2 separate regions of the Homo sapiens genome follow, and region 2 is linked to region 1. A link is a contact called in ENCODE Hi-C or POLR2A ChIA-PET data. All regions are on one chromosome and are shown on one strand. The core of a region is the stretch at or near the end of the contact, and the rest is flanking DNA. Distances in the headings are between cores, read along the strand shown.

Region 1 (2,958 bases), core at 459-2,958:
AGGCTGCCTGCTCAGAGCTTCCTTCCCACTGGAATCCTGCCCCCTAAGCTCGCTTTGGAAGGAGGCGGCAGTGTGCCCTAGGTACCAGACTGGCTCAGAAGTCAGCCCTGGGGCAAGTCTGGGTACCATCACTTTCTGGCCTTAGGCTTTGGAAATTAATTAGCCTCTTGGCCTCAGTTTCTATCTCTGTAAAACAGAGCTAATAATTGTATAAACTTCATGAGGCAGCGTGAGGGTTCAGTGAGGTGATCTTAAGGGCCCGCCACAGCAGAGCTGGGGAGACCTGACACACAGGCACCTTATTTTCTAGTTCCACTTGCCTTGGAGTTGGAAAAGATGGAATCTGAGGATCCACACTTCTTTGTCCAAGGTGACTGAGGACTGGAGAGTCCTGGGCAGAAGGAAAATGGCAGCACGATTGGGACTCCAGGGTCGCAGGAAGGGGTTCTGTCTGCTCAGACCCAGGCTTGTCCAATGCCTCCGCCTTCGCTAGGTGTAAACTGGCTCCTGGGCGCAGTGACTAATACCTCCTGCTCTAGGCGGCCCCCACCCCCTTTCCCTCAAGGGTCAGCTGGGAGGAAGCAGGAAATAGATCACATGGCCTCAAGGGTGAGGTCCTTTGCCAGGCAGGCTGAGGCCAGCTCAGGGGCAACCACACCGTGGTTGGTCCTGGAGGGGGCCCCACCCCAACCCCCGCTCAGCCTCTGCCCATGCCAGGGCCAGCCCGGTCACTCCTGGCTCAGAGTTAGGAATCCCGCCCAACTTAGGCTACTCTGGGTGGGCCGTGTAGACGTGGACTTGGCCAGGTGCGCACCTCCACCCTGAACAAACTCTGCGGGTAGTACGGGGAGGAAGCCCCAGACACTGAGGCCTTTCATTCCCAGCGACCGGGCCCGCTGCCGCCTTCCTCCACGCTGCCTCTATCCCCTTCTGGGCTCACGCAGCTCCAACCCACTTGACCAAGAGCCCTCTGCGTGCCAGGCTCCGTACCAGGCACTTTTGCATGATTTTCCTGAATTCCCCCAGCATCTCGGTGAGACAGGTGTTATCACTGGCACTTTACAGATACAGATACTAGGGCCAGAGAGGTGAAACAGTTGCCCTTCGGTCCCACAGCTGGCGACAGCGGGCTGGAATCTGGATCGCCAGGCTCGCAGCCCGGCCCTCTCCCCAGGCGGCTCGCCCTTCCCCCACCGCTGCCCGCTGGACTCTGCCCGCCGCGCCGAAGCCGCCCCCGCCCCCGCCCCGCGCCTGGCGCGGACCCCGAAAGTGGTCGCAGAGAGGCCCTGGGAAGCACGAAAGCTGGTCTGAGGCCGGCTGCGCCCCCGACAGCGGAGTGACCTTGCTCAGCCGTCGCCCACTCGGTTTTCCCAGTCTGTCTGTTGGAGGGAAGGGGAGCTAGGCCGTGGGCATACGAGGGCGGCTGGGTCTCAGGCTGGGCTTTGGGCTGTAGCGCGGAGCGGGGCCGAGCTAGGAGTCCTCAGGCCGGCAATGAATGAACCCCGGCCGCCCCAGCCCGGGCAGCGGGGAACTGGGACAAAGGGGGCGGGCCTGCCCTGGAGGGACGCTGCCAGGAACACGACCCGCCCCTCGGAAACTCCCTCGCTCCCCGCGGACTCCCCGGCCCCTCGCGAGCCCACCCGGCCCTTCATTCCGTCTCCCGAACCTGCTCGGGTTCCCGCGCCCCACGCTTGCTGCAGAGGCACCGCCTCCTACGCCCGAGCCGCGGGCCCTTTAAGTGCTGACGGCCCACTCCGGCCCCGACCCCGCCCCTCCACGCCCCCAAGGAAACATGTCACTCGGGTTACGGCCACTACGGGGAGGGCGGGAGGACAAAAGGCCTCCGCGCTGTGACGAAGACTGCGCAGCGCGCGCCCGCGGAAGGCGGAAGTGGGCGGTGCCACCCCGCGAGAGGCGCCGCCGGCGCCAGGTCCCAGTAGCGGGTGGGTCCTTGCCGGTGCCCCGGGTCCCCGCGCTAGCTCGTCCCAACCCCTGGAAGAGGGCTGCGCTTCCGAGGGGGCAGGGGGCAGAGGGTAGGGGGCCCACGCCTCCGCCCCACTCTGACCCGCAGGTTTTCAGACTTGCCGGTGTGTGCCAAACCATGAATTCAAAATCTTGAACTACCCGATCCCACGGGACTAAGGCAGGAGGGGGTCGCAGGGGGCCTGGTGCTGGAAGTCCAGTTTGCAAATAAACCAAGGAGCTGGAGGAAGCTGTCAGGCCACACTAGCGGTTCCAGCGCTCTTGGCTCTCAGCCCCCACCTGCCGGGAAGGGTCGGTCTGCACTCTGCCTTCCACGACGGCAGGTTAGAAAATGATTGTTTGTTTACAATGAAAAGTAGTAGAGCTAGAGAATAATATGCACAAAATGTGACATCCTGCGTGATGAAACCAGAGCAAAGGAGCCCTAAATGCAGGAGCGCACAGGTGTCCGCGCAGCCGGGAATCAGCCAGCGCCTGCCCGCAGAGTCCAGGGAACCGACAGGTGAGCGCTCCCGGGCCCGGGAGCGCCAGGGAGAGGCCGGGCCACCGAGGCCCAAAGCAGCAAGTGTGTCCTCAGGGGAGCTTGTGCAATAGCCCCAGTCACAGAGGCAAAGCTCAGAAACAACCCCGTCGGGTGTTCTGGCCAGCAACTGCCGCAAGCAGCCTCCTGAGTAAGCCCAAAACCACTGATTTCCAGTCACTATGGATTTGGGGCTCAGGTGGGGAAACAGGGAGGAAATCCAAAGATTAATAAACTAGTTCATAGTCTCCATTTTCCTCTCAGAGTGCAACATGGTAAAGTATTTTACTCCCCCACGCGCATGTATACACACAGCTGCACAACCGAATGCTGGAATTATGATGTGCCATTCAACCTTTAATTACATAAGCTGTTTTCAAAAATCACATTCAGCGTGGAGATTTTCCAGAGATGCTGGAGTTGGCAGACGGCCACCACGTAGCTCTCCACTTTCC
Region 2 (2,958 bases), core at 194-2,693, 520 kb after region 1:
TCAGAGGTGAGTGGGCAGAGGCAAGGATTGTACCATCTTTTTTCTAACTGCTCCTCAACAGACTTTTAAGAACTTGAAGATCTGTGGGCAGACAGCAGTGCTAGGTCCTGACTGCAGACCGGATTCTATGTTCTAGCTAGCCCTTCAGCTCTTCATGTTCACAGCACAATCACTTGGGTTAACAGGCACATTTCTTTTGAATGAATTTCCCGGGGTTGACAATGTATTGACAATTGGACCGCAATGAGAATAAGAGCAGGAGCATTGGTACTGACACCTGGGTTCAAGTCCCAGCTCTAGCACTTATAGCTGTGTGATGTTGAGCAAGTCCCTTAATCCTCATCTGTAAATAGTGGCCAACAGTAGTATCCACCTCATGGGGTTGTTAGAGGATTTGACAATTTTAGAATAGTGATTGCTTTTAAGGCTGGTGGAGAACACACCAGTAACACCATTGTCATTTCATGTAGAACTAACCAATCAATGAGCATTCCCAAACCTCTTGCTATTTTTCCATACTTTGAACGCGCAAAAAAATCTTGACATGTGTCTCCATCCCACTTAAATTTGCTGGCTAAAACTGCGGAGGCTACAGACAGAATCTATTCATTACTGCACGTTAGGGGGTATGTGTTCTGAAGCTGGGTTACTTGAACAGAAAGGTTTCTTGCTTTTCTCCTCCCTAATGGTTTGGATTTGAAGTCAGATCCGCTGACAGTTGAGGCTTCTCAGTTTGGGGTGGGGTGAGGGAAGCCAGTTGCCTGCTGAGTAATTGCAGGCGGACTCCAAGCCACCATTTGAGATTACAGTGGCAGAGCCTGGGGGCTCAGCTGCCCCTACTGGTAAGGGGAGGGCACCCGGCGCTTGGCTTGCAAGTTCTGAGCTGCTGTTGCTTCTGCGGCCTCGACATTCTCCTAAAAAGTGCCAAGTTAAGAGGACTGGCCATAGCTTACAGCTTGGGCCCTCATGGAATGGCCAACTCTGGCCAGGCCTTGATATAGTGGCAAAAGTGGGACTTGCCTGTCACTCTAAATTCTGCCACTTACCAACAGCAGGATCCTGGTGAATTTGTTTGTCCTCCCTGACCCTCAGTCTGCTCATCTGTCTGTAACACCTACCTGGCAGGAACAACTGTGAGCTCCCAAATGTGGACCAGAGCTCCATCCGCGCCCGCCCGGTGGCCAGGCCCCGGGTGTAAGGCGGCACTTCGAAGGCTGGTCTCTGAGAAGCATGGAGGCCCCGGCGGTGTAGTTAGAAACCAGCTGGAGGTGGCTGGCGGGTGCTGAGCGCCGGGCCTTTCATGTGGTCGCAGCGCTCTGGGTGCCTGGAGCCCGCAGCCCTGGGCAGCCCCGGGCTACCGCAGGGCGCAAGGGATCCTGGGCTGCGGCCGAGGGCGCCGGAAGTCGCCGCCGACCGCCTGGGTCTCGCAGGAAAACAGCCGGCGCCCGCGAGCTGCCCAGCGTCGGGTTTTCCTGAAGGTGCGTCGGGGCCCCCGGGGAGCTGGAGCCGCAGGCGACCTCCCCGGTGACCTGTTGTTCCCCTCTGGAGGGCCGGCCGGCGCTCCAGGCAGGCCCCGTTGACAGCCCAGGAAGGGAGAGTTTCGCCGCAAAGGGGCTTGGCACACAGTAGGTCTAAGGCACCGAGGCAGGAGCGTCCCCCGCGGCCTCGCTCCCTGCTCTCTGGGCCCCACCGCTGCCGCCTGGAGTCTCCCCTCAGCCTCGCAGAGACGCGACTCGGTTGGGGGAAGGGGACTAGAACCGTCGCAGTCCTGACCGCGGCCGCCGCCGCCGTTCTATCTGATCTCCAGGAGCGCCGGCTCCAGACTGCCTGGAGCGCTGAAAGAGTTAATCAGGAACGCCTCCCCGCTGTGGTTTTGTGGTCGAAACCATGATTGCCAGGAGCAAATTTTTGTCGTGCACGAGGTGTGTTATTAAAAGTCGGAGCTACGCTGCTGCTGAATGAAAAGTTAAAAGCCCTCTTTGAGTTCGGGCTGTAAAACTGGCGGACTGGGCCGAGAGGCTTGAGCCAACCCTAACGGCGGCGGCCCGGGCGGCGCGGGGGTCCTGCGGCTCCGCCAGCTGCTGGGAGCGGGCAGGCTGCGCAGTCCCAGCAGTGAGTGGCCGCAGCCAGGCGGTCGGCAGAGCTCCCACTGACCCACCGGAGGAGTGAAGAGGGAAAACGGGGCTGAAACCCAGATGGGATCATCCAGCTTTCTCTTACGTTAGAACAAAAATGACAGCCAACATTTATGGAGCGCTGACTCCGCATCTGACATTGTGTCGAGTGCTTGATAAATACACGCTCTTCTTTAAACCCTCCCAACAAACTAATGCGGGATGGGAGTGTAAATGCAGTTTTGCCGAAGAGGGGACCCAGACCTGGTTCAGGCTTGCCCAAGGTCTCACGGAAGCACTGGGATCTTAACCGGGTCTTAGCCGAGCAGCCATAGGCCACCCCGCTTCCTCTGTGCTTAGCCTCTGAAAAGAAGACAGAGGAGATGTGCCAAACTGTTAAGAGTGGTTATTTCTGAGCAGAAGAATGTGGATGAATTCCATTCTTCCTATTTTTCTGTAGGTTCTACATGTTATATATTTGTTGTATTTTACAAACCTATGTTACCTTTGGAGTCGTTAAGGGGAAGAGAGGGAGTCATTATTTTGAAAGAGAACACCTAGAACAGTGTTCTCAAACTGTGGTCCGTGGACCATCATCATCATCATCATCACCTGGGAACTAGTTAAAAATGCAAATTCTCAGCCCCACCCTAGACCTACTGAATCAGAAACTGGGGGTATGGCTCAGCGTTATGTGTTTTCACAGGCCCTCCAGGTGATTCTGATGCGTGTCCAAGTTGTAAAACTGTTGGCCTAGAAGACCAGGCAGAGGACTGGGAAGCAGGAGGTTCCCAAATCCACTACTGACCTGCAGTGTAGTTGCTGAGTCAGCAGGCTGAGAGCT

The links. Hi-C counts contacts between places; a loop is a spot of excess contacts on that map. ChIA-PET counts read pairs that join two places held with the same protein, here RNA polymerase II (POLR2A). Pooled maps may share reads with other maps.
Region 2: a loop to region 1 is called in a pooled map, with 4 times the contacts of the local background. The contact joins the promoter of GRHL3-AS1 here to the promoter of GALE in region 1. A Hi-C loop is called at or near these places in 3 of 50 pooled maps. POLR2A ChIA-PET finds 5 or more read pairs at or near these places in 2 of 52 experiments (B cell and GM12878).

What each region holds. Positions count from the first base shown.
Region 1 is chr1:23,799,046-23,802,003 of GRCh38, forward strand. GALE (UDP-galactose-4-epimerase) reads right to left here and starts at 1,709. Exons shown (of 12, transcript NM_001008216.2): 1 at 1,667-1,709; 2 at 321-391. HMGCL (3-hydroxy-3-methylglutaryl-CoA lyase) reads right to left here. Exons shown (of 9, transcript NM_000191.3): 9 at 2,840-2,958. RefSeq lists silencers at 1,120-1,219, 1,270-1,749, 1,910-2,119.
Region 2 is chr1:24,320,548-24,323,505 of GRCh38, forward strand. GRHL3-AS1 (GRHL3 antisense RNA 1) reads right to left here and starts at 1,444. Exons shown (of 2, transcript NR_183722.1): 1 at 1,119-1,444. The region is part of intron 1 of GRHL3 (grainyhead like transcription factor 3); the gene reads left to right. RefSeq lists a silencer at 1,343-1,482 and enhancers at 1,550-2,067, 2,068-2,583.